Linked DNA regions of Homo sapiens: region 1 is linked to region 2. A link is an interaction called in ENCODE POLR2A ChIA-PET data of the cell type or tissue named here. Cell type or tissue: PC-3. All regions are shown on one strand. Links, peaks and the distances in the headings refer to the core of each region. The heading gives the core; the rest is flanking DNA. Region 1 holds the start of SGPP1 (sphingosine-1-phosphate phosphatase 1). Region 2 has its middle 55 kb from the start of SGPP1.

Region 1 (16,892 bases), core at 4,868-12,867, 63 kb after region 2:
GTGGGGGCGGGGCTGGGCGGGGCGGGGCGCGGCGCGCGCGGGGCGGGGGCGCGCGGCCTGTGGCGCCGTCACCCGGCAGACTCCGGAGGGTAGAGCGCTGTGCCGGTTCCGCTGCCGCTGGCCAGGAGCGCGGGGACAGTTCGGGGCTGCGCCGGAGGCCGGCCCGCCTTCCCGGGGGTTCCGTTATCATGTCGCTGAGGCAGCGCCTGGCCCAGCTGGTTGGCCGTCTGCAGGACCCGCAGAAAGTGGCCCGTTTCCAGCGGCTGTGCGGGGTGGAAGCGCCGCCGCGCCGCTCAGCAGACCGGAGGGAGGATGAGAAAGCGGAGGCGCCTCTCGCCGGAGACCCTCGACTGCGAGGGCGGCAGCCAGGGGCGCCTGGAGGCCCCCAGCCTCCCGGGAGCGACCGCAATCAGTGCCCGGCCAAGCCGGACGGCGGCGGCGCCCCCAACGGCGTGCGGAACGGGCTGGCGGCCGAGCTGGGCCCGGCCTCGCCGCGGCGCGCGGGCGCTCTGCGCCGCAACTCGCTGACGGGCGAGGAGGGCCAGCTGGCCCGCGTGAGCAACTGGCCGCTCTACTGCCTGTTCTGCTTCGGCACGGAGCTGGGCAACGAACTCTTCTACATCCTGTTCTTCCCCTTCTGGATCTGGAACCTGGACCCTCTGGTGGGCCGGAGGCTCGTGGTCATCTGGGTGCTGGTCATGTACCTGGGCCAGTGCACCAAGGACATCATCCGCTGGCCGAGGCCCGCCTCGCCGCCCGTGGTCAAGTTGGAGGTCTTCTACAACTCTGAGTACAGCATGCCCTCCACCCATGCCATGTCCGGCACCGCCATCCCCATTTCTATGGTCCTCCTCACCTATGGCCGCTGGCAGGTAGGGTTCCTTCTCGTCCTGTTCAGCCTGGGGGAGTTCAAAGAACTCGGAGTTCTCTTTGCTCTCTGCATTTATTTTAATTCGACCGTTCCCCTCCAAAGCCTCTCTTTCCACAGGTTTTCACAATACTCGCAAACAGGCCCTTTCTGGGTTTTGAAAAATTAAGTGATTGGGGGAAACTGGATACTTAGCCGTTGAATTCTATTTTAATATTAAATTCCAATTTAATGCCTTAGAACCCAAAGGACACACTTTTCCTAGAGTAATACATTGTCATTGGGCTTTGGTTGAGTTTTTTAAACGGCTTTAATTCTTGTAATGCACAGTGGAAGTGAATTTTTTAAATAATCGCTATGTAAACTAAGACCCAGTTTCACCGTAATATATGGTGCCTTCTTCCCTAAAACTGTTTCAGAAAGAGGTAAAGTCATTAGCTTTACCGTGAGACAGTGTTTACAAAACGTTAGTGTAATTCCAAAACAAACATGCTAGTTCCAAGCAATGAAGTAATCGATTTTCATCGAAGTTCCCTTTATGGAAGTTAATGGAGCACAGGGTGAGTTCTGTTTTTAAGGGGTGTGGTTGCTACTTTGCTGATAAAGTTTGATTATCTTCTGGATCACTAATCTGTAGTATCTAACAGTTGTTGAGCTACAACTGTAATACTATAGTGTTATTGCCTCATTAACTCTAAAAATGCATGGTTTAAAAGTTATTCTTAAAGATAGGGCTCTTGATCAAACTAGTGGGTTTATAAAAATGGCAAATATGACAGCAGGGTCAGCCTGACAATCAGGAAAATTTTTTTTTTTTTTAACCCTCTCTGAAAACTGCCAAGGGAAGAGTTTTTAATGGTAATCGTTTTTATTTTGCTTACTTCTTTTGGCCTTCCAATGTTTATCTGTCTTTGAACTGTAAGATTTGTTAATCCTGCAGACCAGTCCCTTATTTTAAGAATAAAGTGCGTAATTGTGGAGATTCTAAGGAAACAAACTTCCTCTATTTTTTCCCCCTTTACTTCACAAAATCATTTTACATTGAGAAATACACATTCTGTGTAAAACTCCATTATGATAAGCTTACTTATCCCACATTAAATTTCAGTGTAGATAAAATTTCGTCCCCATGGATACTTCTGTGTAGTGCATCTCTCTTACAGTACATGGAAAATACGCATTGTGCATAGTAAGAATGGCAGAATTAGGAGGAAAGAGTACCATGGGAAGTTTTTTTCTGTTTAACCAAAGGAGCTATACGGTGATGTTCAGATTGTGAAGCAGTGCTACCTGTTTTGCGTAACAGATAAATATCTCGAAGTTTTCATTTAATCTAAATATTTCAGAATTTAAGATTTTCAATGAGCTGTGTTTGGCCTGGTGATGTTAGCTGATGATGTTTCTCTTATTTTCGTGAGACTTTTAGGATTCTGTAACAATAGAGCCTTTTATGATGCCTTCTCAGTGAGTAGCTATTTTGTATGCTATTAGTATTAGCAGTCAAAGTAAGAGAAAATAGCTATTTTTGCTCTTTATTTGTTCTGGACACATACTAACTGGAAGTCTGAAAACAGTACTGCTGAATCGTTTATGGGATATTGATATTCTAACATTTCAGGGTTATTTGAATTATCAGAATAAGCTTAGATTTAGTTTTTAAACAACCTAGTATATTTAACTCAAAGTTTAAGAAATTTGCGTATCATAGAATTTTAGACTTTGAAGTAGACCGGATGTTAGAAATCACTTAGTTTCAAACTGTCATTTTACAGATGTGCAAACTGACCAGTTACATTAAAATTAATCTTGTAATGCTTTAAATTTCTTATTTTACATTTTTTCACTCTAAATTTGCATGATTTTTCGGTTAGTTGTTCTGAAAGAAAGCCTCCTGACGGAGTCTCGCTCTGTTGCCCAGGCTGGAGTGCAGTGGTGCAGTCTCGGCTCACTGCAACCTCTGCCTCCCAGGTTCAAGCAATTCTCTGCCTCAGCCTCCCGAGTAGCTGGGATTACAGGCGCCTACCACCACACCAGCTAATTTTTTAAGGATTTTTAGTAGAGATGTGGTTTCACTGTTTTGGCCAAGCTGGTCTTGAACTCCTGACCTCAGGGGATCCACCCATCTCGGCCTCCCAAAGTGCTGGGATTACAGGCGTGAGCCACTGCGCCTGGCCTAAGCCTCCTTTATATGAAAGTTCTGTGTTTATAAATGTTTGACTAATAATCCAGTACAAAAAACAAGATGGCTTTTTAACCTTTTTCCTTTTTTTTTTCCCTAAGAGTCGGGGTCTCACTATATTGCCTAGGCTGGTCTCGAACTCCTGGGCTCAAGTTATCCTCCCTCCTTGGCCTCCCAAGTGCCAGCTTTTCCTTTTTTTTTTTTAAGACGGAGTCTCGCTCTGTTGCCCAGGCTGGAGTGCTGTGGCGCAATCTCGGCTCTCTGCAATCTCCTGATCTCAATCAGGAGATTGAGACCATCCTGGCTAACACAGTGAAACCCCGTCTCTACTAAAAAATACAAAAAATTAGCCGCCCCCCGCTCATCGGCCTCCCCACCACTGGCCTCCCAGAGTGCTGGCATTACAGGCGTGAGCCACCGCGCCTGGCCTCCTTTTCCTTTTCCTTTTTTTTTTTTTTTTTTTTTTTTTAAAGATCCTTGTTATCTATTGAAAACAAAAGTACCTTCCTTTGCTTCAGCTGTTTGGGTCCTCTACTCTGTGAATTAGTATTGTACTGCATTGGAGGCTTATATAGAAAGCCTTTCCCCTAGAAACTGGGGGAAGAATTAAATAATGAAAGCCTGGTGTTTTTCTAATAAGTTTTGGTTGGCAGTCTTGCCTATCTGCTGTGCCTCAGCTGCTTATTTGGGACAGGTATGGTTACTTATATATGCCTGGCGTGCTGAAACATCTCTTGAAACTGAGTTCTATACCATTCCTTTGTCTTGGCTTTACTACTTCACTACTACCTACTACTTAATGTTTCTGCCCTCATTGAAATTTGCTCAAGATTCACCACCCAGAGCATTTTAAATTAATCCTTTCTGTTTCATTATTCCTCACTTACACTTAAAATGACAGTATATGGCCAGGTGTAGTGGTTCATCCCTGTACACCTAGCACTTTGGGAGGCTGAGGCGGAAGGATCCCTTGAGCCCAGGAGTTGGAGACCAGCCTGGGCAATATAGCGAGACCCTGTCTCTGCAAAAAAAAATCAAAAATCAGCTGGGCATGGTGGCGCATGCCTGTAGTTCTAGCTACTAGGGAGGCTGAGGTGGGAGCATCACTTGAGCCTGGGAGGTTGAGGCTGCAGTGAGGTGTGATTGCACCACTGCACTTCAGCCTAGATGACAGGGCAAGACCCTATCTCAAAAAAAAAAGACAGCGTACAAACTCGGGGTTGTTTAAAAATGCAGATTTCTACATTTCCCAGGGTAAGTTTCCCAGAGATTCTGACCCATTAGATGAGTGAGGAGTTAGTTGTATTTCTTCAAGATTGCTGTCTCAGCTTCTTTGAAATTCCAGTCTTTGAATTTTTTTTTTTTTTGAGACGAAATCTCTCTTTGTCACCCAGGCTGGAGTGTGGTGGTGTGATCTTGTCTCACTGCAAACTCTGCCTCCCCGGTTCAAGCGATTCTCCTGCCTCAGCCTCCTCAGTAGCTGGGACTACAGGCGCACACCACCACCCCCGGCTAATGTTTGTATTTTTAGTAGAGACGGGGTTTCACCATGTTGGCCAGGATGGTCTCGATCTCTTGACCTCGTGATCCACTCCCCTCAGCCTCCCAAAGTGCTGGGATTACAGACGTGAGTCACTGCACCCTGCCTGAATTTTTTTAAGGTACGTTATAAGACAAAGGAGAGATTGGAATAGTATAGCTCCAAGTAATTACTTAAAGAGTTTTGTATATAAATTTTATGGTGATGGAGGATAGAAAATGTTATGACCTTTTCCCAAGGATTAAATAACTTGAGATCCATTGCCTAGGATAATGGTTATTGCTCTCATATTATTCATTGGAATTTTTTGTAGCCTGAATTGGAAAAAAAATTAAGAAATAAGGAGCATCTGATATAAAGACAATAAATAGTCCTTTGAAGAATAAGATAAACAATATGACGTTCCTTTTCCATTTATGTTTGCATGTTCTTTTCAAAAATAAAATTTCTTAATTTTTAAAGCTCTGTTTGACTTGAATTAATTTAATTTTTAAATAATATGGAATGTAATCAGTTTTAACTGTATACTTTATTTAATTAGAAGGTTTTAGATTAATTTTTTTTTTTTTTTTTTGAGACAGGGTCTTACTCTGTCGCTCAGACTGGAGTACAGTGGCACGATTCCGGCTCACTGCAGCCTCGACCTCCCAGGCTTAAGTGATCCTCCCACCTCAGCCTCCCAAGTAGCTGGGACCACAGGCACACACTACCACCAGCTAATTTTGTTTGTTTGTTTGTTTGTTATAGAGACGGGGTTTTGCCATGTTGCTTAGGCTGGTCTTGAACTCCTGAGCTCAAGTGATCCTCCCACCTCGGCCTCCCAAAGTGCTGGTATTACAGGCGTCAGCCACCTTGCCCTGCTAAAAATTAGCTGTAGCACTTACTTTATAGACAACTCATTGCCAACTAGTCTTTCATTTTGTGTGCTTTTACTACTTTTTATTATAATAATTATATTTTATAATAATAATGTTATAGCATTGTTAATATTTTTATTTTTTATTTTTTATTTTTTGAGATGGAGTCTCACTCTGTTGCCCAGGCTGGAGTGCAGTGGTGCGATATTGGCTCACTGCAACCTCTGCCTCCTGGGTTCAAGTAGTTCTCCTACTTCAGCCTCCTGAGTAGCTGGGATTACAGGCACGCCCCACCACGCCCGGCTAATTTTTTTTTTTTTTTTTTTTCAATAGAGACAGGGTTTCACCATGTTGGTCAGGCTAGCCTCTAACTCCTGACCTTGTGATCTGCCCACCTTGGACTCCTAAAGTGTTGGGATTACAGGCATGAGCCACTGCGCCCAGCTGTTAATATATATTTTTAAGCACTTACTATGAATCAGACATTGTTTGAAATGTCTTTTATCTCATTTACTCTTCTATAATACCCCAATGTTCCTATTACTAGCATGGGTTTACAGATGAGGAAACTGAGGTACAGGGAGGTTATATTATGTAACTTAAGCAAAGTAACCTAGCCAGTAAGTGTCAGGGGCTCAGACTGACTCAGCAGCTTATATAGAAAATTCATTTTAAATCACACTTTGTGTGTGATTTTTAAGGTATGCTTGCAGTAATATTATTTTTGAAATATATGATTGTATTCTTAAAATATGAGAATAGCTTTTATATACCTTGAGAAGATAATTTGTGTTTGTGTATGTACATACATATGCAACATCCACAAATATTTGTGTTTTAAACATGTATGAAGATGTTGACTGAAATCAAATGCTGATTTGTCACCTAATATAAATAAAAAATTTGATAAACATAGTAAGAGCTTTGGAAAAGAAAGACACATAAGAATATTCTGTCAAAATGTTGTTTACTGTAAATAATAGAAGAAGATATCTGTGAGGTCATGAAAAGATAAATGGAAGAAAGGCAAAAAGTAAGAGTTACAAAAGTAGGTCACAGTAAAGACCAGAGGAGGCTGCAAGATCCAAGAAAAATTGATCACTATGGTAATTCTGGAAAGAAACACAGTTTATTAAAAAATTGAATTGGCTTGCCTCTTTTTTATGGAGCACGATACTTGTGTTTGAAATTCACGTTTTCCTGAGTTTATAAGTCCTTATTACTAATTCCTTTTTTTTTTTTCTGGATACGAAGTCTTGTTCTTGTCACCAGGCTGGAGTGCAGTGGCATGATCGTGGCTCACTACAACCTCCGCCTCCTGTGTTCAAGTGATTCTTCTACCTCAGCCTCCTGGGTAGCTGGGATGACAGGTGTGTGCCACCACACCCGGCTAATTTTGTATTTTTTTTGAGATGGCGTCTTGCTCTGTTGCCCAGCCTGGAGTGCAGTGGCACGATCTTGGCTCACCCACCACCATGCCTGTCTCTACTAAAAATACAGAAATTAGGCTGGGTGCTGTGGCTCACGCCTGTAATCCCAGCACTTTTGAAGGCCGAGACGAACGGATCGCCTGAGGTCAGGAGTTCAAGACCAGCCTGACCAATATGGTGAAACCCCGTGTCTATTAAAAATACAAAAATTAGCTGGGTGTGGTGGCAGGTGCCTGTAGTCCCAACTACTTGGGAGGCTGAGACAGGAGAATTGCTTTAACCTGGGAGGCAGAGGTTGCTTGAACCCTGCTGACAGAACAAGACTCTGTCTCAAAAAAAGAAACATGAAAAGAAGAGTACATTTCTTTCTCTGTCCCACAGCTTCTAGGGTCTTTTTTTCTGAAGGATTCAGTGTTAGACATCTCTTGTTTAGCTTCCCAGAGGTAGTCTCTACTTTTGCAGACATACATTTATATAGTTGTTTGTTTGTTTTGAGACGGAGTTTTGCTCTTGTTGCCCAGGCTGGAGTGCAGTGCAATGGTGCGACCTTGGCTCACCGCAACCTCCGGCTCCCAGGTTCAAGTGATTCTCCTGCCTCAGCCTCCTAACTAGCTGGGATTACAGGCGTCCACCATCACGCCCGGCTAATTTTTTTAATTTTTAGTAGAAATGGGGTTTCAGCATGTTGGCCAGGCTGGTCTTGAACTCTTGACCTCAGGTGATCCACCCGCCTCGACCTCCCAAAGTGCTGGGATTACAGGCATGAGCCACCGCACCCGGCCTATATAGTTTATTATTCATACACAAGGTAATATACTGTACTGTTCTGGATCTTGCTTTTATCACTTAGTAATATATTGCAAAGACCTTCCTTCCCCTCCCTCCGTCTCTTTCTTCCTTCCTTCCATCCATCCATCCTTCTTTTCCTTTTTCTCTTTCCTTCCCATCCTTCCTTCCTTTTTTTCTATTTCTTCTTTTTTTCTTACCATTTTTGTTTTTACATAGGTTTCACCATGTTGCCAAGGTTGGTCTCAATCTCCTGGGCTCAAATGATCCTCCTGCCTCAGCTTACCAAAGTGCTGGGATTACAGGCATGAGCCACCATGCCCAGCATGTTTTTTTTTTTTTTTTTGTGAGATGCAGGCTCCCTCTGTCGCCCGGCTGGAGTGCAGTGGTGCCATCTTTGCTCACTGCAACCTCCCCCTCCTGGGTTCAAGCAATTCTCCTGCCCCAGCCTCCCGAGTAGCTGGGATTACCGGCACCTACCACCATGTCCAGCTAATTTTTTTTTTTTTTTTGTATTTTCAGTAGAGATGGGGTTTCACCGTATTGGACAGGCTGGTCTCGAATTCTTGACCTTTGGTGATCCGCCCGCCTCTGCCTCCCAAAGTTCTGGGATTACAGGCATGAGCCACCGTGCCTGGCCTTCTTTTTTTTTTTAAGTCCAACAATTAATGAATACTAATTATGTGTCTATGATTTTTAAAAATGCCTTACATAAATTAATTCTATATATATATAGAGAGAGAGAGGGAGAGAGGCAAACAGAAGGAGAGAGAAAATGCTATCTAATTTTTTTCACATTTGCATGCTGTTCCAATATATTAATATGACATAATTTAATAAGTTGACTATTTCTATACATTTATTTATTTATTTTCCCAGCGCTCCCCTCAAGAAATATTCCAATACCTTTAGTTTTCCAATTGTTTGCTAGTGTAATGACACAGTGACTGTTTACTGGAACACATTACTATGTCAAAGAATATAGGCATTTAAATTTTAACAGATAACGTAAAATTGCCTGTCATAAAGATTGTACTAATTTACATTCATCCTGGAAATGTATGAGAGTATCTGGTTTCCTATGCTTTCAGTGTTGCAGTATGTTATCAAATTTATTGATATTCCTCAAAATAATTTTTCTTAAATTAAAAAAAAATAATTTTTATGTGGCCAGGCGTGGTGGCTCACACCTGTAATCATAGCACTTTGGGAGGCTGAGGTGGGCGGATCAGCCGAGGTCAGACATGGAGAAGCCCTGTCTCTACTAAAAATACAAAAATTAGCCGGGTGTGGTGACAAGCACCTGTAATCCCAGCTACTCGGGAGCTGAGGCAGGAGAATCGCTTGAACCTGGGAGGCATACGTTGCAGTGAGCCAAGATCATGCCACTGCACTCCAGCTTGGATGACAGGAGCTAAACTCCATGTCAAAAAAAAAAAAAAAAAAAAAAAAAAAAAATATATATATATATATATATATATATATATATATATATGTATATACATATATATGAATTTTTACTATCCTAATTTTACAGATGACAAAGTAATTTTAACATTGTATTTAATTTGAATTAGTCTTATCAGTAAAGTTGAAGAACTTTCCATAGGTTTATTGACCACTTATGTTTCCTTTTCTGTGAGCTGTCTATTCAAAGCATTTCTTTTATTTTTTTTCACTTAGATTATTGGTATTTTACTTACTGATCTTTACAGATTTTTAATTTTTTTATTGCTATGGGTACCTAGTAGGCATATATTTATAGGGCACATGTTGATTTTTAAAAACTGTATCTTTTTTTAGTGGTTGCTTCACCTTAAAATAATATTACATTAGTTCAAGTATAGCATCAGAACCTTGCAACAGTATATTTCCACTTATCCCTGCCCTCTCTTTGTCATGCATTTATATCCATATATGTCCTAAGGCTCACAATTCATCGTTATTATTTTTGTATAATGTTCCAATGTATGATATAGAATGTCCCAATATGGTTTTGGAACTGGTATAATTTTTCTCCTACCTAAAGAGCCTCTTTTCACATTTTTTCTACTATAGATCTGCTGGTGATAACATTTCCTTAGCTCTTTTATTTGAAAAATATATTGAATTAATTTTGGAAAAATATTTTCATGAGGTACAGAATCCAAAAATAAAGATACAGAATTCAGAATTCTAGGTTGATAGTTTTGTTTTTTCTCTTGGCACTTCTTTTTTTTTTTTTTGAGATGGAGTCTTGCGCTGTTCCCCAGGATGGCATACAGTGGCCCAATCTTGGCTCACTGCAACCTCCACCTCCTGGGTTCAAGCAGTTCTCCTGCCTCAGCCTCCCAAGTAGCTGGGACTGCAGGCGAGCACCAACATGCCTGGCTAATTTTTTTGTAATTTTAGTAGAGATAGGGTTTCACTGTGTTGGCCAGGCAGGTCTCAAACTCCTAACCTCAAGTAATCTGCCTGCCTCAGCCTCCTAAAGTGTTGGGATTACAGTTGTAAACCACTGTGCCCGGCTACTTTTGGCACTTTTAGTACTATGTTGTACCATTGCCTTCTGGCTTGCATAGTTTTTGACAAAATATCTGCTGAAATTCTTATTTGTGATCCCCAGTACTTAATATGTATTTTTTATTCTGGCTGGTTTTAAAATTTTCTCTTTTTCTCTAGTGTTGAGCAATTTAAAAATGATGTGCCTTAACATGCTTTTTCTTTGTATTTCTTCTGCTTTGAGGTCATTGAGCTTGAATCCATGGGTTTGTAGTTTTCGTTATATTTGGAAGATCTTCAGCATTATTTTTAGAATTTTTTTCCTCTCCCTTCCCCACTTCCATTCGGTTCTTTGGAAATTCCAATTTCAGTACGGGTGTGGTGGCTCATGCCTGTAATCCCAGCACTTTGGGAGGCCGAGGCTGGCGGATCACGAGGTCAGGAGATTGAGACCATTCTGGCTAACATGGTGAAACCCCAGCTCTACTAAAAATGCAAAAAAATTAGCCGGGCATGATGGTGGGTGCCTGTAGTCCCAGCTACTCGGGAGGTTGAGGCAGGAGAATGGCGTGAACCTGGGTGGTGGAGCTTGCAGTGAGCCGATAACGGATATCATGCCACAGCACTCCAGCGTGAGCGACAGAGTGAGACTCCGTCTCAAAAAAAAAAAAAAAGAGAAATTCCAATTTCATGTGTTTTAAACTGTTCATTCACAGGTCCCTGAAGCTCTATTCTTTTTTTTTTTTTTAAGCATTTTTGCTTTCCCTGCTTCCTTTTTTACAGTTTCTGTTGCTATGGCTTTAAGTTCACTTACCTGTTCTTTTGCAATCTCTAATTTTCTGGTAATTTTATCAAGTAGGATAGGGTATAATTTCAGATTCTGTGTAGTTTATATCTAGAAATTGCATTTGGGTCTTTTAAAAAATCTTCAATTTCTCAGCTCATTATATTTCTGTATTCTTGAGTAAGTTCAGAAGATTTTTAAAAATTACAGTTGGGTCCTGGGCACGGTGGTTCATGCCTGTAATCCCAGCACTTTGGGAGGCCAAGGCAGGTGGATCAGCTGAGGTCAGGAGTTTGAGACCAGCCTGGCCAACATGCAGAAACCTCCTCTCTACTAAAAATACAAAAATTAGCTGGCATGTTGGTGGGCGCCTGTAATCCCAGCTACTTGGGAGGCTGAGGCAGGAGAATTGCTTGAACCCAGGAGGCAGAGGTTGCTGTAAGCTGAGATTGTGCCACTGCACTCCAGCCTGGGTGACAGCGTGAGACTCTATCTCAAAAAAAAAAAAAGTATTATTGGGTACAGAGACTCACTGTCACCCAGGCTGGGGTGCAATTGTGAGATCTTAAACCCAAGAGCCTCGAACTCTTGGGTTTAAGGGAACCTCCTGCCTCAGCATCCAGAGTAGCTAGGACTGCAGGTGTGTGCCACCATGCCTGGCTAATTTTTTAAATTTTTTAATTTTATATTTTTAATTTTTTTGTTTGTTTTTTTGAGACTGAGTCTTGCTCTGTTGCCCAGGCTAGAGTGCAGAGGTGTGATATTGGCTCACTGCAACCTCCACCCCCCGGATTCAAGCGATTCTCCTGCCTCAGCCTCCCAAGTACCTGGGATTACAGGCGCTCGCCACCACACCCAGGTAATTTTTGTATTTTTAGTAGAGATGGGGTTTCACCATGTTGGCCAGGCTGGTCTTGAACTCCTGGGCTCATACTATCCTCTCACCCCCGTTTCCCAAAGTGCTGGGATTACAGTACCTTGCCCAGCCAATTTATAAGATGTTTTATAGCAATCTTAAGGTATTTATCTTCTAATTCCATCATCTTTGTCATCTTTGTGTGTTTCTATTATTTCTCCTGATTATAGATCATATTTTCCTAATTCCTTGCTTGGTAATTTTTACAGTTTTGGATTTTGTTGTATTTCTTTACATAGTCTTGGAGTTTGTTCTGGTGTGCAGTTAAATTACTTGTCAGTTTAAATCCTTCTAGGTTTGATAGGATGGTCCAGAATAATCGTAGGTTAAGGCTAATTTAGCTTCACTACTTACATGATAACCTTCTAACCATTCTACCCAATTCCCTCTTCACTGCTTGATGGGAAAGCAATTGCAAGCTTATATGAGCTTTGGGAATTGTTTGGCCTGCTCCTCTCCACAGTGGTTTTTTCTACAGTCTGGTGGATTTCTCCCCATGCATGCACAGATTAGTACTCAGCCAGCAACTTCATGAGTTCCCTCTACATATCTCCAGGGCTCAGTCTCTGAGATTTGTCTCTCCAATACTCTGTCCTGCAAATTACAGCCTCTTTGGCTTCTGAGGATACTAGTCTTTCTCCCCTTAACTCAGGGAAACTGCTGGACTCAGTTTTGATTCTTCCTCCTGTGCTACAGCCTGGAAACTGCCTCTAGCAGCAGGATAATGCAATCACAGGGCTCATTTGTTTCCCTTTTCTCATGGATCTGAGTTTCACAAGAGTGAAACTCCGGCTCAAAAAAAAGGGGGTTTTATTCGAACAACATACAAACACACAACAGAATGCTTCATAAGTCACTTTAAACAATAAAATAGACAATAATAACATACATATTTTTATAAGCATACTCAGGTATACTAATGACAGTTGCACAGGTACAACAGTTATGAGCAGATGAACTGTATTCATAAGGTCATTGGCTGGGTGCGGTGGATTATGCCTGTAATCCCAGCACTTTGGGAAGCTGAGGTGGGTGGATCACCTGAGGTCAGGAGTTCGAGACCAGCCTGGCCAACGTGGTGAAACCCTGTCTCTACTAAAAATACAAACAATTAGCTGGGCGTGGTGGCAGGCGCCTGTAATCCCAACTACTTGGTAGGCTGAGGCGGAGAATCACTTGAACTCGGGAGGCAGCGGTTGCAGTGAGCCAAAATCACAGCATGAGCAACAAGAGCAACACTCCATCTCAAAAAAAAAAAAAAAAAAGGTCGGCTGGGAGCAGTGGCTCATGCCTGTAATCCCAGCACTTTAGGAGGCTGAGGCAGGAGGATCTCTTCAGCTCAGGATACCAGCCTGGGCACCATGGTGAAATTCCATCACTATAAAAAATATAGAAAGTTAGCCAGGCGTGGTGGTGTGTGCCTGTGGTCCCAGCTACTCTGGAGGCTAAGGTGGGGAAAAATCACCTGAGGCTGCAGTGAGCTGTAACCACATCACTATACTCCAGCTTGGGCAACTCAGTGAGACCCTGTCTCAAAAAAAAAAAAATAAATAAAAATAGAAGGAGGTCAAGGCTGGGCATGGTGGCACATGCCTGTAATCCCAGCACTTTGGAAAGCCAAAGCAGGAGGATCACTTGAGGCCAGGAGTTCGAGACCAGCCTGGGCAACAAATCAAGACCCTTTCTCTACACAAAATTTAAACATTAGCCAGGTGTGGTGGTATGTACTTGTAGTCCCAGATACTTGGGAAGCTGAGGTGGGAGGATCACTTGAGCCCAGGAGTTGGAGGCTGCAGCGAACTATAATCATGCCACTGTGTCTTAGCCTGGGAGATAGAACGAGACTCCATTAGTAAAAAATGAAAATTAAAAAAAATAAAGAGTTAAAAAAGTGAAGTACAAACATTTATCACTATGGCTGGTAATTGTGTGCACTCCACTTTATTAACTGTGGTCATCTGAAATACCATGATAGACAATCTGAGCCTTTTGATGAGATCCATCAAAAACCACATGGGCCAGCTACCACATGTGCAGTCACCCAAAGAGTCAAGATCTCAAGAAATTTTATCTTTCACAAATGCAGATGTACATCACTTCGTTTATTAAGTTTCTACATTTTTACCTTGTGAACCAGGGAAGTTGATGGTGTAACTCCCAGTCCAAGGCTGAAAGCCTCAGGATCTGGGTGGTTGCTGGTGTAAGTATGTGCTGGAATCCCAAGGCTGGTGAGCCTGGAGTTCTAACATCCAAGGCAGCAGAAGAAAAGTCTGTCCCATCTCCCAAAGAATCCAGTTAACCTTCTGGATATGTTCTGTCTGGGCCTCCTGCAGATTAGATGGTGCATGCCAACATTGAGGGCAGATCTTTCCCATCTAGTCCACTCTGACTCATACACTAATCTCCTCTGGAAACATGCTCACAGACACACCCAAAATGATGCTTTACCAGATTTCTAGGTATTTCTTAATCCAGTCAAGCTGACACCTAAAATTAAGTCCACAAATTCAAACCTTGTCAACTTCACACCCATATGTATGAACTGTATATAATTTCCATGTAAAGACAATAGCAAGAAAATACTTCACCTAACATGATATGGCTATCCCACATACAACCAAAAATGTGCTAAATTTCTTCCCTAGATTTTGGCTTTCAAATTCCAGGATTTTAATATTTTGGGTTTTTAATTTTCAGGATTTTAGATATTAGAGATTTTAGACTTTAGAGATTTTGATCTTTTGGGATTTCAACATTCAGGATTGTATCTTTTGGGATTATGACTGACACCAGTTCTGACATAGACCGTTTAGGCCACAGAGCCTAAATAGTTGCTATCAGGCTCTTTACAAAAAGCTTTGCCAGTCCCTGACTTAGTGTCAATGGCAGTAGAGAGAAATGGGTGAATTTGATAGATATTAAGAGGTAGAATTGACAAAACATGGTGACTAATTGGATATATCAGTAAGAAGGAAAAAAAGTATTGTTCTGAGGTTTCCTGCTTGGCAAGCTGAGAAGTAGTAGTTTGGTTTATAGAAATAGCAAATAATGAAAGTGGGTCAGATTTGGGGAAAGTGGCAACGGCATGGAGATGACTTCAGTTTTAGGTATTTCGAGTTTGAAGTGTCTATAAGTCATCTGGAGCTGTCCAGGAGATGGTTCTATACATGAAGATCAGGACCAGTTTCTTGTCATCAGCATATAGGTGCAAAATGAGTACACACAGAAGAAGAGAGGGTCTGCTGGGCACAGTGGTGCAGGTCTGTAATCCCAGAACTTTGGGAGGCTGAGAATGGTGGATTGCTTGAGCCCAGGAGCTCGAAACCAGCTTGGGCAACATGGTGAAATGCCATTTTTTTTTTTTTTTTTTTTTTGAGACAGAGTTTTGCTCTTGTTGCCCAGGCTGGAGTACAATGGCACGATCTCGGCTCACTGCAACCTCCACCTCACAGACTCAAGCAATTCTCCTGCCTCAGCCTCCCAAGTAGCTGGGATTATAGTCCCAGCTACTCAGGAGGATCACTTGAGTCCAGGTGGTTGAGGCTGCAGTGAACTGTAACGGTGCCATTGTACTCCAGCCTGGGCAACAGAGCAAGACCCTCCCTCAAAAAAACAAACAAAAAATAAGTAAAAAATACAAAAAAATTAAAAATGTTCTGTTTTCATACGCACATGTCTGCCTCACTCATAGTTTTATTTTTATAAATTCAAGCACACAGTAGAGACTCTCTTTCTGACTTTATTTGCAGCTACTTTTAGAAAAAAGAATCTGACTGGCTCAGCACAGCCAATGGTTTTGCTTCCCTAGTGCCAAGTGTTCATTCCTGATCCAAGTAGCTGTGGTCAAGGGAGCAGGATCACAGGGGATGAGCATGTCTCCAGGGCCACACTGCTGGGTCCAAGTGGGGGAAGTTTTCAGAAGAGAGGGGTGTAGATTGGACAGTATCATAAAATGAATGTAGTACAGAGGGAAGCCAGAAGTGAAAGTAAGAGAGAGGGTGTTTCTAGAAAAGAAAAGTAGTTAACATTGTTATTCTGCTAAGAGAACAAGCAAGATAAGTACTGAAATTTATAGAAGACTTAGAAAATAAATTAAAAAAAGAAAAAGCTAATGTTAATTTTTTATTTCCTTACAATTTGAAAATAGTTGGGACCATATTATATGTGGAGTTTATTCTTTTTATTTAATATTATATGTGATTATTAATTTTATGTATCAGTTTATTTGAGTAAAGGTACTCAGATTTTTTTTTTTTTTTTTTGAGATGGAGTCTTGCTCTGTTGCCCAGGCTGGAGTGCAGTGGTGCGATCTTGGCTCGCTGCAACCTCCGCCTCCCAGGTTCAAGCGATTCTCCTGCCTCAGCCTCCCCAGTAGCTGGGATTACAGGTGCCTACCACCACGCCTAGCTAAGTTTTATATTTTTAGTAGAGATGTGGTTTTGCCATGTTGGCCAGGCTGGTCTGGAACTCCTGACCTCAAGTGATCTGCCCACCTTGGCCTTCCTGGGATTACAGGCCTTGACCACCATGGCCAGCAAAAGTACTCAGCTTTTGATCAAAAATGATCAAAACATCTAGATGTTTTTCTGAAAGTAGTTTTTAGACAAGTTTAACATTTAAATCAGTGGACTTTGAGTAAAGCAGATTATCCTCCATAATGTGAGTAGGTCTTATCCAATTAAATGAAGGCCTTAAGAGAAGACTGACCTCCCCCAAAGAAGAGTGAATTCTGCCAACAGAATGGTTTCAGACTTGAGCTACACATTAACTCTTCCCTGGGTCTTCAGCCTGTCGGCCTGCCCTGCAGATTTTGGACTTGCCAGCCCCTACAACTGCATGACCAATCCTTAAAATAAACTTTTCTTTGTATATGTAGATATACATATCCTATTGGTTCTGTTTCTCTGGAGAACCCTGAGTAATACATTATGTAAAGAATTTTCCCACCAATATAAATCCCTAGAAAACAATCTTAATGGCCAGGTGCAGTGGCTCACGCCTGTAATCCCAGCACTTTGGGAGACCGAGGTGGGCGGATCACCTGAGGTCAG
Region 2 (16,892 bases), core at 5,263-13,262:
CTGGACACTGGTTCATGCCTGTAATCCTAACACTTTGGGAGGCCGAGACAGGCAGATCACCTGAGGTCAGAAGTTCAAGACCAGCCTGGACAACATGGTGAAACCCTGACTCTACTAAAAATACAAAAATTAGCTAGCTGGGTGTGGTGGCAGGCATTTGTAATCCCACTTACTTGGGAGGCTGAGGCATGAGAATCACTTGAACCTGGGAGGCAGAGTTTGCAGTGAGCCCAGATAATGCCATTGCACTCCAGCCTGGGCGACAGCGAGACTCTGTCTAAAAAAAAAAAATTCTTCTGGTAGCTATAATCTTCAGACATAGGAATCAGGGGTAGTTATTATTTCTGTTCTGTACTGTGTTTCTATACATGATTTTCTCCTGTCTCTAGACAGGAGAGTTTGCAAAGAACCCAGTGAGAATGAAGTTTCCATTAGGAGGAAAATAAGTGGCATAATAAAGTTATTATATCTTTGTGTTGTTCTTTGAAAAATTGTGGCAATTCTTTCTGCACAGAGCCAGACACCTCTGCAAAATGTTGAATAATATTCAATAGAACTGTGTGATCCTTCTACTGACCTTTCATTTATCCAACAGCCTCTCCTATTCACACCACTCCCTCATCACTCATTGATAAGAAACTACTGTATACCTTGGAAATGCTCCTCTACAAGGTGTTCTTCAGTTTCTCTCAAACTTTGCCACCAAATGGAGACAGCTGTATTGTTTTTTCTGATTACAAAAGTAAAAGGTATTCTTTATGGAAAAAAACAGTAATGGAAGTCAGAAATATACATGGCGGAGGGGTAAACTTTGAGCCCACAACAAACTCAGATATACAAAACATACAGCACTCCTTCTTTCTTTCTTTTTCTTTCTTTCCTTCCTTCTTTCTTTTCTTCTTTCCTTCCTTTTTCTTTTTTTGAGACAGGGTCTTGCTCTGTCACCCAGGCTGCATTGCAGTGGTACAATCACAGCTCCCTGTAGCCTCCTCCTCCTCCCCAGGCTCAGGTGATCCCCCCACCTGAACCTCCTGAGTAGCTGGGACTACAGGTGCATGCCACCATACCCAGCTGTTTTGTATTTTTTTGTAGGGATGGGGTTTTGCCATGTTGCCCGAGGCTGGTCTGGAACTCCTGGGCTCAATTAATTGGCCCACCTTGGGCTTCCAAATTGCTGAGCAATTTCCGGCCAATCCCTTAATTTCTACCACTGACTTAAACTTCCTCTTGAGCTCTCATTCTACAGAGGGAGGGTGGAAGTGGAATAGGAATGTAATGCAGCCAATTAAAGGTATCTCAGTTTCTTTCTAGTTCAATGTCTCATTTCAGGTGAATGTATTCAGGCAGTCCTCCAGGATCCACTCCTGAATTTTCAAACTCCCCTACAATTTTTTCATCTCTACACTCACTTTTTATATTCCCAATCTGTCTTTGGTGAGGTCTCCTTAGTTTAGGTTCTACTTCTTCTTCTTTTTTTTTTTTTGAGACAAGTCTCACTGTCGCCCAGGCTGGAGTGCAGTGGCACGATCTCAGCTCATTGCAACCTCCACTTCCCTGGTTCAAGCGATTCTCCTGCCTTGGCCTCCAGAGTAGCTGGGATTACAGTGCCACCAACCTGGTTAATTTTTGTATTTTTAGTTAAGAGACAGGATTTCGCCATGTTGGTAAGGCTAGTCTTGAACTCCTGACCTCAGGTGATCTGCCTGCCTTGGCCTCCCAAAGTGCTAGGATGGCAGGTCTGAGCCACTGCGCCCGGCCAGATTCTACTTCTGATAAATCAAATACAAGATGGGAAATGGGAATATTTTCAGGCGTGCAAAGAATGAAAAAGCAAACAAAATGAAACAAAATTCCTTCGTATCTTTACTAGGAATTTACTAGAGATATGCTCTTCTGAAACAAAAATATAACCAAAAAATGAAAATGACATAGGACACAGGAAACAGGAGATCTAGGATAAGCACCAGGATAGTGAAGGGAGTTCCCCAGTTGACAGCTGTCACCAGGCACTGAGAGCAAACCTGTTCAGTTGGAGCAGATCATAGGCACCAAGAGGGATTTCTTTAGATGATGAAACCAGTGAAATATTTGATGCATCAGAACCTCTTGAAAGGAGATTTAGACAAATTGGCAAAGGGTTTGGGGTAATGAAAACTAAGAAAATTAACATAATGTTCTCTAGTTTTATCCATGTTGCTGCAAATAACAGAAATCCATTCTTTCTTATAGCTAAATAATATTCCATTGTGTATATATACACCACATTTTCTTTATCTATTTATCTGTTGATGGACACTTGGGTTGACTACACATCTTGGCTACTGTGAACAGTGCTGCAATAAACATGGGAGTGCAGATATCTCTTTGATACACTTATTTCCTTTCTTTTGGGTATATACGCAGCAGCGGAATTGCTGGATCATATGCTAGTTCTATTTTTAGTTCTGGGGGAAACTCCATATTGTTTTACATAGTGGCTGTACTAATTTACATTCCTCATCAGTGTACGAACATTATGTTAAGTGAAATAAGCCAGGCAGTGGGGAGGTGCGGCTGGGGCTGCATGCTCCGTGGAGGCAGCGGGACGCCGGGACAGGCAGGAACCCCCCTCCTTCTGAGTTAAGGCGGGAGCTTCCTGGGTGCCGCTGCAGCCGTCCAAACCGTGCCTGTAGACCTGGGCCTCCTGCTCCATGGAGCAGGCAGGAGCCCCGCTCTCCTGGACAGGCTGTAGCCACCCAAGTTGTGGCTGCAGATCCGAGCCTCCCTGTGCTCTTGTGTGGGCCGGGAGCAGGCAGGATCCCTGCCCTGCCCTCCCGGGTGCAGCTGCAGCTGCCTGACCCACTGCTGCAGACCCAGGCCTCCTGCTCCAAGGAGCCGGTGATAAGCAGAAGCTCTGCCCCTTCTGAGTTGGCAGGGCGAGAACTCCCTGGTGCAGCTGCAGCTGCAGCTGCCCTCCCAGGTGCAGGACCCAGGCAGCTGTCTCTACAGTCTGCACCCTTGGGGACCCTGGAAGGCTTCCTCATCCCTGTCCCAGCAGGCTCGCGGGTTTCTTCTCCCTCTGCCTGGCCTCTCTCCTCTCCCAGCATGGCTCCAATATCAAAGCAGGGATTGGGGATGAGCAGGGATGCTGTCGCAGTCCAGCTGGGTGTGCTCAAGCTTGCGGCAGTGCTTATACGCCAGCCCTCTGCCGCCTCTGCTGCCTCCAGAATTTGGGCACCCACGAGCGTGAGAGGGGAAGCCAAGGGGGCGCTGAGAGTGGAAGCCAAGTGGGGGCTGAGGGCGGCTTGGCACTGGCCTGCAGAAGCCCCTTGGTGAGAACAGCCTGGGTGCCATGGATGCTGGTGGCACAGTGGGATGCAGACAGGCTCCTGGGCAAAGGGAGCGGTCCCTGTAAGACCCCACCTTCAGGGCAGGGAGGGCCTGAAGGCTGCAGGTCAGGTGCCAGTCCCTGTGGGTCCAAGTGGGCACTTGTGGTGCCTTTTCCAGCCAGCCCATGGCTGCCTATGGACCCAGAGCACTTTGTCCTCTCCGAGGTCCATAAAAGCCCCCAACTCAGCCAGAGCAGGGCAGAGGATGGAGAGATCATGGGACTACCAGTTGCAGAGAGGAGCCACCCACTCCAGGGCCTGCTGGGACAACCTGGCTACAGAGGGGAGCTACCCACTGCAGGTCTCCTCTGAGCTGTTCTAACACTCAATGAAGTTCCTCTTCATCTTGCTCATCGTCCACTTGTCTGCATACCTCATTCTTCCTGGATGCAGGATAAGAACTCAGGCAAAGGCATCACCGGCCACAGAGGTTTCTGGCCAAAAGAGTGACAATACATGTTTTCACTCCTATGTGGGAACTAAAAAAATTGATCTCATGGAGGTAGAGAGTTGATTGGGGTTACCAGAGACTGGGAAGAGTAGTGGGGAGGTGGGGAAGAAGATGAGTCAGTTAATGGGTACAAAAATTTTGTTGCGTAGAAGGAATAAGATCTAGATTTCAACAGCCCAATGAGGTGACTATAGTTAACAATAATTAATCATACATTTCAAAATAGCTAGAAGAGAAGATTTGGAATGTTGCCAACACAAAGAAATGATAAATATTTGAGATTGTCGATATCCCAATTACCCAGCTTTGATCATCATATATTGTATGCATGTATGTATACCCGGGCTCAAAAATAACGGAAAGAAAGAAAAAAGAAGGCTGGGCACAGTAGCTCATGCCTGTAATCCTAGCACTTTGGGAGGCCAAGGCAGGTGGATTGCTTGAGCCCAGGAGTTCAAGACTAAGCTGGGCAACATGGCGAAACCCTGTCTCTACAAAAAATACAAAAGCTAGACAGGCATGGTGGAACATGCCTGTAGTCCCACTGCTTGGGAGGCTGAGGTGGGAGGATCACTTGAGCCCAGGATGTCCAGGCTGCAGTGAGCCATGTTTGCACCACTGCACTCCAGCCTGGGTAACAGAGCGAGACCCTGTCTAAAAAACTTTTTTTAAAAAGAGAGAAAAAGCACAATTATTAAATCTAGGCAAAATAAAGATTTATTCAGGATAAGAAGATAATCATAGCATATACTACTTCTCTCAGCTATGAATAATGTTTACATAATCATAATTACGTACTTAATGTTGGTGAAGGAAGAGCAAATAGAGTTGGGTCCTCATCTGCAATAGGAAACCAACAGATAGTTTACAAAACTGAAGACCCAAGAAATAACAATTAAGCATGTTGTTTAAAGACATGGCAGTAAACATCAAAACAATCAGTTATAAATGATGAAAGTAGTTATGTCTGAAGAGAAGGGAAAGTAATGGGTGGAAGAAGGGAAGGGCAGTGCTGTTTTTCTTTTTTCTTTTTGAGACAATCTCGCTCTATCACCCAGACTGGAGTGCAGTGGCATGATCACTGCTGACTGCAGCCTAGACCTCTTGGGCTCAAGTGACCCTCTTGCCTCAGCCTCCTGAGTAGCTGGGACCACAGGCTCATGCCACCATGCCCAGCTATTTTTTTTTTTTGAGACAGTCTTGCTGTGTTGCCCAGACTGGAGTGCAGTGGTGTGATCTCAGTTCACTGCAAACTCCGCCTCCTGGGTTCAAGAGAGTCTCCTGCCTCAGCCTCCCTAGTAGCTGGGATTACAGGCACACACCACCATGCCCAGCTATTTTTTTTATTTTTAGTAGAGACGGGATTCACCATGTTGGCCAGGCTGGTCTTGAACTCCTGACCTCAGATGATCCGCCCATCTCAGCCTCCCAAAGTGCTGGGATTACAGGCGTGAGCCACTGCGCCCGGCTGCCCAGCTAATTTTTAAATTTTGGTTGTATAGATGGGGTATGGCTATGATGCCCAGGCTGGTCTTGAACTCCTGGGCTCGATTGGTCCTCCTGCCTTGGCCTCCCAAAATGCTGGACCTACAGGTGTGAGCCACCATGCCTGTGCTGTTTTTCTTAACAAAACTTGTTAAATCACTTGAGTCTTTAAACCAAGTGTGTGTATAATGTCAATAATGATTTAAAAAAAGCTTCACTAAAGCTTCATATTTCTTTGGTTTTATGAGACATAGCCACATATCAAAAGATAGTACAGAATCTTGTACGTTTTGTGGACAGATATCCACACTTGTCGCACATGGTTCTTTTTTGGATCATGCCAATTCCTTCAAGCAATTCATCCCTAGAAGCAGGTAAATAGACCATAATTACTTCATGAACAGGTTTGAAATTGTAACTGGGAGTTAATCCTAATAGATTCTGGATATGAAGTGTGCCAGGTGTTTTTTTTGTTTGTTTGTTTTGTTTTGTTTTTGAGATGGGGTCTCACTCTGTCACCCAGACTGGAGTGCAGTGGCACAATTATGGCTCACTGCAGCCTCAACTTCCCAGGTTCCAGCAATCCTCCCACCTCAGCCTCCCAAGTAGCTAGGACCACAGGTGTGCACCACCTACCTAACTACATTTTGTATTTTTGGTAGAGACGGGGTTTTGCCATGTTTCTCAGGCTGGTCTCGAACTCCTGAGCTCAGATGATCTGCCCGCTTGACCTCCCAAGTGCTGGGATTACAGGTGTGAGCCACCGTGCCTGGCCTGAAGTGTGCCAATTCCGATTAAGGGTGAAAGTAAGGTGGGATATATTTTCCCAACTCTTCAATATTTCCAAAACAAAAATAAAACATTTGAGGAATAGTGAATAGTGGGACTTATCAATACAAGAGGGTTTGTTTTCCTTAAGAATGAGGATCACCACTTCAAACTTAACACAAAGAGCTTGTGTTTTTCCTACATTCACAAATACAACACCCCTCACCCCCCCAAAAAAATAACAGTCCACCACTGAATTTAGTAGATGTACACACATAAACAAACACATATGTGTGCAGGTACACTTATACATATGATATATAGGTGGTGCAAATAACTTTTAAAACTATACTTATTTATTTATATATTTTTATTTTTATAGGAGACAGGGTCTCTATGTTTCCCAGGCTGGTCTCGAACTCCTGGGTATAAGTGATACTCCTGCCTCTGCCTCCCAAAATGCTGGGATTGCAGGCATGAGCCACTTCACTCAGCATAAACTATTTTTATATAATTACAAATTTATAGCTGGGCTCCATGGCTCATTCCTGTAATCCCAGCACTTTGGGAGGCCCAGGTGGGAAGATCACTGGAGCCCAGGACTTTGAGACCAGTCTGCGCAACATAGAGAGACCCATCTCTACAAACAAACAAAAATTGTTTGTTTGTTTGTTTGTTTGTTTGTTTTTGAGATGGAGTATCACTCTGTTGCCCAGGCTGGAGCGCAGTGGCACGATCTCAGCTCACTGCAACCTCTACCTCCCAGGTTCAAGAGATTTTCCTGCCTCAGCCTCCCGACCAGCTGGGACTACAGGCGTGCACCACCATGCCCAACTAATTTTTGTATTTTTTTTTTTAGTAGAGACAGGGTTTCACCATATTGGACACGCTGGTCTCGAACTCCTGACCTCGTGATCCACCCGCCTCAACCTCCCAAAGTGCTGGGATTACAGGCATGAGCCACCGCACCTGGCCCAAAAAATTACAAATTTACCAAAAAAACTTGCAAGAATAGTATAGGGAATTCCTATCTACCCACTAGACCCACAAATGGTTTCTGTCTTGCACCACTTGCTTCATCATTCTCTATGACACACATTTATTTGTATGCATGCATGCACATATATGCACATGTATATTTTTTGAACCACTTAAAGTTAAGTTGTTACCAGGTATAGAGGGCAACTGTGTTCTTTACCCCTTGATACATTTGCGTGTATTTTCTAAATACAAAGACATTCTCTTAAATAACCAGTACAATGACCTAAATCAGAAAGTTTAGCGTTGATACCATACTATTGAATCTACAGTCCCTGTTCAAATTTCATAAATTGTTCAAATAGAGTCCTCCACAGCTATTTCTTTTTTCCTTGTCCAGGATCCAAGCCAGGATTACATATTTACATTTAGTTGTAATGAGTCTTTGATCTCTCTTTTTCTTTTCTGGCAGTTATAAAGGCAATCTTTGGTCTCTTTTAGTCTGGAACTGCTCCTCTGGCCAGATATTTTGTAGAATGTTATTCAATTTGGATGTGTCTTATGTTTCATCATAATTAGATTCAGGTTATGCATTTTTGGCAGGAATACCACAAAAGTGATACTATATCTGTTTAGTCCGTTTTAACACTGCTATAAAGAAGTCTCCGAGACCGTCGTGGCGTGCGCCTGTAGTCCCAGCTACTCAGGAGGCTGAGGCAGGAGAATTCCTTGAACCCGGGAGGCGGAGGTTGCAGTGAGCCAAGATCGCGCCACTGCACTCCGGCCTGGGCAACAGAGCAAGACTCAGTCTCAGAAAAAAAAGAAGAAGAAGAAGTGCCCGAGACTGGGTAATTTATAAAGGGATTGACTCACAGTTTCCCATGGCTGGAGATACCTCAGGAAACTTATAATCATGGCGGAAGGCAAAGGGAAAGCAAGATACCCTCTTCACAAGGCCGCAAAAAGGAGAATTAGCGCAGGAGGAACTACCAAACACTTATAAAACGATCAGATCTCGCGAGAACTCATTCACTATCATGAGAATAGCATGGGAGAACTGCTCCCATGATTCAATTACCTCCACCCGGTCTCTCCCTTGACACAAGAGGATTATGGGGATTACAATCAAAGATGAGATTTTGAGTGGTGACACAGCCAAACCATATCAATATCCTTCTTAAAGCATTTTATCAGGAGACATATGTCAGATTGTCCCAATATCGCTAATGTTAACTATAATCACCAGGTGAAGATGATGGCCACCAGACTTCTCCATTTTAAAATTAATATTTTATATTAATTAATATTTGAGGATATTAATTAAACAAAATTTAATTATTTCAATTTAATTTACAAATAATTGATTTTATATATTTGTAATTTTAATATTAAGTAATTCATGGGAAAGTACTTTTATACTATGTGAATATTCTGTCATGTTTTACCCACTAGTTTTGGCATCTGCTAATAATATTTCACTTTACCATTTCTTCTACACTTTGTAGTTGGCATTCTCTTACAAGTAAAAGTTTTCTCTTCTTTCTTATTTATTTATTCATTAATTCTTATCAATACGGGCTCACAGAGTCTTATTTTATTCAATGGGTAATACTCCATTTCTATCATTATTTATTTTGATGATCAAATTGCCTGGAATTTGGCTGGTAAGAGACTTTCAAGTTAGATCTTTTGTCCCTTTTGATGTGTTCCAGTCACTCTTTTTTTTTTTTTTTTTTTTTTGAGATGGAGTTTCACTCTTGTTGGCAGGCTGGTGTTCAATGGTGTGATCTCAGCTCACTGCAACCTCTGCCTCCTGGGTTCAGGTGATTCTCCAGCCTCAACCTCCTGAGTAGCTGGGATTACAGGCACATGCAAACAGGCCCGACTAATTTTTGTATTTTCAACAGGGTTTCACCATTTTAGCCAGGCTGGTCTCGAACTCCTGACCTCAGGTGATCCACCCACCTCGGCCTCCTAAAGTGCTGGGATTACAGGCGTGAGCCACTGTGCCTGGCCCCCAATCATTCTTTAAGCCCTTTTCTTTCATTTTTTGTTTTTGGTTTTTTTTTTTTGAGATGGGGTCTTGCTCTGTAGCACAAGCTTAAAGTGCAGTGGCATGAACATGGCTTACAACAGCCTCAAACTCCTGGCCTCAAGCCATTCTCCTGCCTCAGCCTCCCAAGTAGTTGGGACTACAGCTGTGTGCCACCACGCCTGGCTACTTTTCTTCTTAGACAGGGTCTCGCTCTGTTGCCCAGGTTGGTCTCCAGCTTCTGGACTCAAGTGATTCTCCTGCCTCGGCCTTTCAAAGTGCTGGGATTACAGGTATGAGTCACTGCTCCTGACCTTTTAAACACTTTTCCAATTTGACACAGGATATTCTATACTACCTTATTCTTTTGCAAGCCCAAGAGGAAAATAAAGGAATCAAATCTGGGTGCTAGGTGTGCTCACTGCTATTGGTGTGTCATTGTTTCTAGTCCCACACTGGAGAAAATGCTAGAAAAAAAGTATATAAATATAACTTTATATATATATAGAGAGAGAGAAGGCCTAAGGTCCATCTCTCTCTCTACCTCTGGGGTTCATGCTAGCCCTCCTCTTCTCCATATGTGTAACTTCCATTTCCAACAGTGAGAAAACAGTGGCTTTCCAAGATTGCGCCACTGCACTCCAGCCTGGGCGACAGAGCGAGACTCCGTCTCCAAGAAAAAAAAAAGAAAAAAAAAGTGGCTTTCATTATCTTCCTATATACTTATTTATTTGCGCAAACCTAGAATGCAAATGAGGTACTTTTAGGATTGCTAATTCATACTACTGTGGAAAGCAAATCTCATGAATTTCAATATTTATTTATACTTCTTTTCCATTTTTTCAGGTAAAATTTCCATACAGCGATGTCCACAAATCTTTCTTTTTTTTTTTTTTTGAGTTGGAGTTTCACTCTTGTTGCACAGGCTGGAGTACAATGGCGCGATCTCGGCTCACCGCAACCTCTGCCTCCTGGGTTCAAGCGATTCTCCTGCCTCCACCTCCTGAGTAGCTGGGATTACAGGTATGCACCACCACGCCTGGCTAATTTTTTGTATTTTTAGTAGAGACAAGGTTTCTCCATGTTGATCAGGCTGGTCTCGAATTCCTGACCTCAGGTAATCCGCCCACCTCGGCCTCCCAAAGGGCTGGGATTACAGGCGTGAGCCACCGTGCCTGGTGTCCAAGAATCTTAAGGGTATCATTTAACAACTAAATATACCCATTTAACCTCCCGATAAACATTCCCATCACCCCAGAAAGCTCCTTTGTTCTTCTTTCTCAGTTGATCCCCATCCCAATGCCATCCACAAACTCTGTCCTGATTTTTTCACTACAGATAAGTGTTCCCTGTTCTAGAACAACATGCAAATGAAGCATAGATTATGTATTCTTTTTTTGATTCTTTGGTTCAATGTAATAAGATTCAGGCAAGTTGATGTAGGCTTCAGTAGTTTGTTCATTTTTTTTAATACTTCTCAAACAGTTTTATATTTTAGTTATGAAGGTCAGTTACCAGAGCCAGACTTGTTCTTAACAAGCAGAATTTTTATGTCCATTCAGAGTCCCTTACAATTTTCTCAGCCTATTCACTTGCAGAGAGTAGAAACTGTATAGTTTGATCCTATTTGTTTATTTATTTAGAGACAGGGTCTTGCTCTGTTGCCCGGGCTGGAATACAGTGGCATGATCTCGGCTCACCACAACCTCTACCTCCCTGGTTCAAGCGATTCTCCTGCCTCAGCCTCCCAAGCAGCTGGGATTACAGGCACCTGCCACCATGCCCAGCTAAGTTTTGTATTTTTAGTAGAGATGAGGTTTCGCCATGTTTGCCAGGCTGGTCTTGAACTCCTGACCTCAAATCGTCTGCCCGCCTCGGCCTCCCAAAGTGCTGGGATTACAGGCATGAGCCACAATGCCTGGCCCCTTTTTATTACTGAGTAGTATTCCATTGTATAAATATAGTACAGTTTGTTTTGTAGTGTTCAGGGTGGAAGTCTTACACAGCTTTTGTGAGATTTATTCCTAAGTATTTTTATGCTATTGTAAATAGAATTGTTTTCATTTCATTTTCCAGTTGTATTTCCAATGTCATTGATTTTAAAATATTGACCATGTGTCCTATGATCTTGGGATTATTAATTCTAGAGTTATTATAGATTCCTGGATTTCCAAAATTAATGATCATGATATGTGTGAACACTGAAAGTTTTACTTATTCATTTCCCATCTGTATTCCGTTTATTTTATTGTTTATTTATTTTTTGAGATGGAGTCTTGCTCTCTTAACTGCAAACTCTGCCCATCTCCGCCCCTGCTCACCCCGCCCCAGTTCAAGCCCCAGTTCAAGCGATTCTCCTGCCTCAGCCTCCTGAGTAGCTGGGATTACAGGCACGTGGCACCACGCCTGGCTAATTTTGTATTTGCAATAGAGATGGGGTTTTGCCATGTTGGCCAGGTTGGTCTCGAACTCCTGACCTCAAGTAATCCGCTCACCTTAGCCTCCCAAAGTGCTGGTATTACAAGTGTGGGCCACTGTGCCCGGTTCCTTTTATTTATTTATTTATTTGCATTCGCTAAGATTTCTAATACAATGTTGAGTTGAAATGTTGAGAGGGGACGTCTTGGCTTGTTCCTGATCTTACAAAAAATAATTCAATATTTCACTGATTGTGTGAGGTTAGCTCTGAGGTTTTTGCAGCTGATCCTCGTTTTCTAGCTTTTTTTTTTTTTTTTTGAGACCAGTCAAGCGCAGTAGTGAGAAGGGGAACAGAGTATTTTTCTAGCTTCTTAAAGTGGAAATTTAGATTACTGATTTTATTTATTTATTTATTTATTTATTTATTTATTTGAGACGGAGTTTTGCTCGTGTTGCCCAGGCTGTTGTGCAGTGGCATGATCTCAGCTCACTGCAACCTTAGCCTCCCAGGTTCAAGTGATGCTCCTGCCTCAGCCTCCTGAGTAGCTGGGATTACAGGCACATGCCACCATGTCAGGCTATTTTTTTTTTTGTATTTTTAGTAGAAATGGGGTTTCACCATGTTTGCCAGGCTGATCTCGAACTCCTGACCTCAGGTGATCTACCCACCTCAACCTCCCAATGTGCTAGGATTACAGGATTGAGCCACTGCGTCTGGCCTGTTGATTAATTTCTTTCTTTCTTCCCTCCCAGCTTTACTGAGGTAACATTGATGAAATAAAATTGTATGTGCTTATAGGCTGGGCACAGTGGCTCATAGCCATGAGCTACTTTGGGAGACTCCCAACACTTTGGGAGACTGAGGCAGGAGGATCACTAAGGCCAGGAGTTCAACACCAGCCTGGGCCACATAGTGAGACCCCATTCCAAAAAAATAATAATGGGCCAGGTGCGGTGGCTCAAATCTGTAATTTTGGCACTTTGGGAGGCCAGTGTGGGTGGATTACTTGAGGCCAGCAGTTTGAGACCAGCCTGGGCAACAGAGTGAAACCCTGTCTCTACAAAAATGACAAAAATTAGCTTGGCATGGTGGTGCATGCCTGTAGTCCCAGCTACTCAGGAGTCTGATGTGGGAGGATCACTTAAACCCAGGAGGTTGAAGCTGCAGTGAGCTATAATCATGCCACTGCACTATAGGCTGGGTGACAGAGTAAGACCCGGTCTCAGGAAAAATTTTAAGAATAATAAATAAATAAAATAATAAAATTAAAAGTTGTATATATTGATGGTGTACAACATGATGTTTTCACATATGCATATAGTGTTAAATGAATACCACAATCAAGCTAATTAGCATGTATTCATCCATTTTCACACTGCTGTAAAGACAAACCCAAGACTGGGTCATTTATTAAAAAAAAGAGGTTTAATTGACTCACGGTTCTGCATGGCTGGGGAGGCCTCAGGAAACTTACAATTGCAGAGGAAGGGGAAGCAGGCACATCTTACAACGGGGCAGGTGAGAGGGCATGAGCAAGAGCAGGGAAAACTGCCTTATAAACCCACCAGATCTCGTGAGAACTCACTCACTATCAGGAGAACAGGATGCGGGGAAATGCCCCCATGATCCAGTCACCGCCCACCAGCCTCCTCCCTCAACACCTGGGGATTACAATACAAGATGAGATTTGGGTGGTGACATAAAGCCTAACCATATCATATCATATATCCATTGCCTCACATAGTTACTGTTTTTTCATGTGTAGTTAGAACATTCAAGATCTACTCTCGGTCAGGCATGGTGATTCATGCCTGTAATCCCAGCATTTGGGAGGCTGAGATGGGAGGATCAATAGAGGCCAGGAGTTTGAGACCAGCCTGAGCAACATAGCAAGACCCTGCCTCTACCAAAAATTTAAAAACTAGCCAGGCATGATGGCCTGTGCCTGTTGTCCTAGCTACTTAGGAGGCTGAGGCTGGAGGATCCCTTAGGCCCAGGAGTTCCGGGTTACAGTGAGCTATGATTGAGCCACTGCACTCCAGCCTGGGTGACAGAGCGAGACCCTGTCTTTAAAATATATATTATTATTGTATGTGGGAATGTTGATCCAATACAAACTACTCCACTATTACAGAACTGTAACGTGGAAAATTTTAAATTATAATAATTATCTTCTGTGAGTCTTCAAAGCTGAAGGTCTCAGACTGGTTTCATACACCAATTTGTTTTTGTTTTGTTTTGTTTGAGGCAGGGTCTTGCTCTGTCACCTAGGCTGCTCACTGCAGCCTTGAACTCCTGAGCACAAGCAATCCTCCCACCTCAGCCTCTCAAAGTTCTGGGATTACAGACATGAGGCACTGCACCTGGCCTGTATACCAGTTTGTATGAGAAGTATAAGTAGAAGATATTAACCACATTTGGACATATTTCCATTCATAATAATTTAGTTGCTGGGAATGGAATAGAAAAGATGGTTTCCCACTGTTCTTGCTCTGAATTGCAAGACTGTCCTCTGTTTTAACAAAGTATTCTGTCATAGCAGTCAAGGGCAAATTCTTTCAGCTGTGAGTCATCTTACTCATTAAAAGCCTCATAATATAGCTTACTGATTTTCCCCATTTGTTAGATAAAGAATTTCCTACCTCCTCCCAGACAGTAGTTTAATATGTTGGGCTGCTGTATGTGATTTTGTTTAAAGGTAGTGTGCCACTGTTTTTTAAAAACAATTGCAAATCCTAGTTTAGAAAATCTCTAGGAGTCTCTAAAATTAAATAACAATGTATTTTAGTTTGTTTGCCTATAGAAGAATGGTGAATGTGTACAAAAATAATCTTTGGCTTAGAAATTTCCAGTTTTGGCTGGGCATGGTGATTCACACCTGTAATCCCAGCACTCTGGGAGGCCAAGGTGGGCGGATCACTTGAGGTCAGGAGTTTGAGACCAGCCTGGCCGAGATGGTGAAACCCCATCTCTACGAAAAATACAAAAATTAGCTGGGTGGTGGTGGCGCACACTTGTAGTCTCAGCTACCTGGGAGGCTGAGGCAGGAGAATCACTAGAACCCAGGAAGCGGAGGTTGCAGTGAGCTGAGATCATACCACTGCACTCCAGCCTGGGCAACAGAGTGAGACTCTGTCTGAAAAAAAAAAAAAAAAAGAAAGAAAGAAAAAAAGAAATTCCCAGTCTTGGGTGATCTTCAAAGCTCTGCCCACTTGACAGCAGGTGGGATCATTTGTCAGTAAAATACTCCTCTGATTTCTTTCTATTTGAATTCATCCAAGGATCTATAATGCAAAACTCTCTTACTATTTTTGACATAAATATTATTATTCTGTACTATTTAACATTTTCATTATGGTAGTAAAACTAAAAGGCAAAGAGATTTGTGCTGAGAAATGTGTGCTATTCACAGTAGATATTACTTAAGTTCAAAGGCACGTGTGCAGCTGGATTGGACTAAGACCCTCTCAATAGTCCAAAGCTATAATTGTGTGAACCTTCTAGAATCAGACATATTTGCAAAAGATTGTCATTGCTTAAGGGTTCATGCAATAATTTATCTGATTGTTGCAAGTTTCAGACTTGCCATCATCTGGACATTCCTGTTCATCAGAGCAGTAGGAATTTTCATTTTAATTGTGGCATCGAACTCACTAATCATCTGCTACCATGGTAATCAATAGGTGTAAATATTCTAATAAACATTCATTTAAAGTCTCCAGTGAATTAAGATGCTATTTAAATGAAAAACAATACATTGATATAGGTCAGTGTGTTGCCTCTCCCTTGGTGTGCTTACTAATTTACCAAATGCACTCTGTATGCGTCTAATGGTAAAGGAAAAGTACTAGGGGCTCTTTTTAATGTGTTAACTGAGAAGAAGCCTAGTTTTTTTAGCCCATTAACAAAAGCTATTACTATATCTCCCCTAAAATACTGGCAGATCAGCCAAGGCAACATAGTGGGACCCCATGTCTACAAAACAAACAAACAAACAAACAAACAAAATTAGCCAGGGGCGGTGGCACGCACCTGTAGTCCCAGCTACTTTTGGAGGCTGAGGCGGGAGGATCACTTGAGGCAAGGAGGTTGAGGCTGCAGTGAGCCGTGGTAACATCACTACATTCCAGCCTGCATAACAGAGTGAGACCCTGTCTCAAAAAATAGTAATAAATAAAATAGGTCTGGCATAGTGGCTCACGCCTGTAATCCCAACACTTTGGGAGGCCGAGGCAGGTAGATCACCTGAAGTCAGGAGCTCAAGACCAGCCTGGCCAACATGGCAAAACCCAGTCTCTACTAAAAATACAAAAATTAGCTGGGCACTGTGGCAGGCACCTGTAATCCCAGATACTTTTGGAGGCTGAGGGAGGAGAATCACTTGAAACTGGGAGGCAGGGGTTGCAGTGAGCCGAGATCACACCACTGCATTCCAGCCTGGGCAACAGAGTGAGACTCCATCTCAAAAAATAAGTAAATAAAGGCCAAGAGTGGTGGCTCATGTCTGTAAACCCAGCACTTTGGGAGGCCGAGGTGGTGGATCACCCAAGGTCAGGAGTTTGAGTCCAGCCAGACCAACATGGCGAAACCCCATCTCTACTAAAAATACAAAATTAGCTGGGCATGGTGGTGGGCACCTGTAATCCCAGCTACTTGGGAGGTTGAGGCAGGAGAATCACTTGAACCCAAGAGGTGGAGGTTGCAGAGAGCCAAGATCATGCCATTGCACTCCAGCTTGGGCGGCAAGAGTGAAACTCCATCTCAAAATGATAAATAATAAAGTAAATAAATAAATAAATAAAATTAAATTAAAATACTGGCAGATTGCCCTTCCTACATTGTAAGCTTCTTGGAGACACAGATCATGTCATATTATTAATGCTGTAATTCTGTCAGTGCCTAACATGCTGCCTTGCATTTCATTAAATGGCTTAAACTGTTGTTTAAGCCATGCAATTTATGGCATTTTGTTATAGCATATGAAGACAATTATTAATACAATAATTTAAATTCTACCTACCAAATTATAGCTATTTTATTTATTAAAACCTCTCTTTAGCCAAGTGTAGTAATGCACATCTGTAGTCCCATCTACCTGGGAGGCTGAGGCAGGAGGATTGCTTGATCCTGGGACATGGGGGCTGCAGTGAGCCGTGATCACACCACTGCACTACATCCTGGGTGACAGAGCGAGACCCTGTCTCAAAAAAGAAAAAAAAGAAAAAAACTTCTCTCTTGTCTTCAGTTTTCTTTTTTTGTTTCTTTTTTTCTTTTTTTTTTTTTTTTTTGAGACGGAGTCTCACTCTGTTACCCAGGCTGGAGTGCAATGGCTCGATCTCGGCTCACTGCAGCCTCCACCTCCCGGGTTCAAGCAATTCTCTTGCCACAGCC

The links. ChIA-PET counts read pairs that join two places held together with the same protein. Peaks named below come from ENCODE experiments on the same cell type or tissue, not always from the same donor. Only the 100,000 strongest peaks of a DNase experiment are listed, where the experiment ranks them.
Region 1: POLR2A ChIA-PET joins it to region 2 with 6 read pairs; 12 of 35 experiments call an interaction of 5 or more read pairs at or near these places.

The regions. Positions count from the first base shown.
Region 1 is chr14:63,711,241-63,728,132 of GRCh38, reverse strand. It overlaps SGPP1 (sphingosine-1-phosphate phosphatase 1), which reads left to right and starts at 68. Exons shown (of 3, transcript NM_030791.4): 1 at 68-872. The coding sequence starts at 189. RefSeq lists silencers at 1-76, 367-466 and enhancers at 727-776, 421-922. In PC-3, for the core only: no CTCF peak of the experiment used is centred there; no DNase peak of the experiment used is centred there.
Region 2 is chr14:63,774,366-63,791,257 of GRCh38, reverse strand. It overlaps a transcript of SYNE2 not described here. Among named protein-coding and RNA genes, the nearest start is that of SGPP1, 55 kb to the right of the region's middle. In PC-3, for the core only: no CTCF peak of the experiment used is centred there; a DNase peak (open chromatin) is centred at 9,377.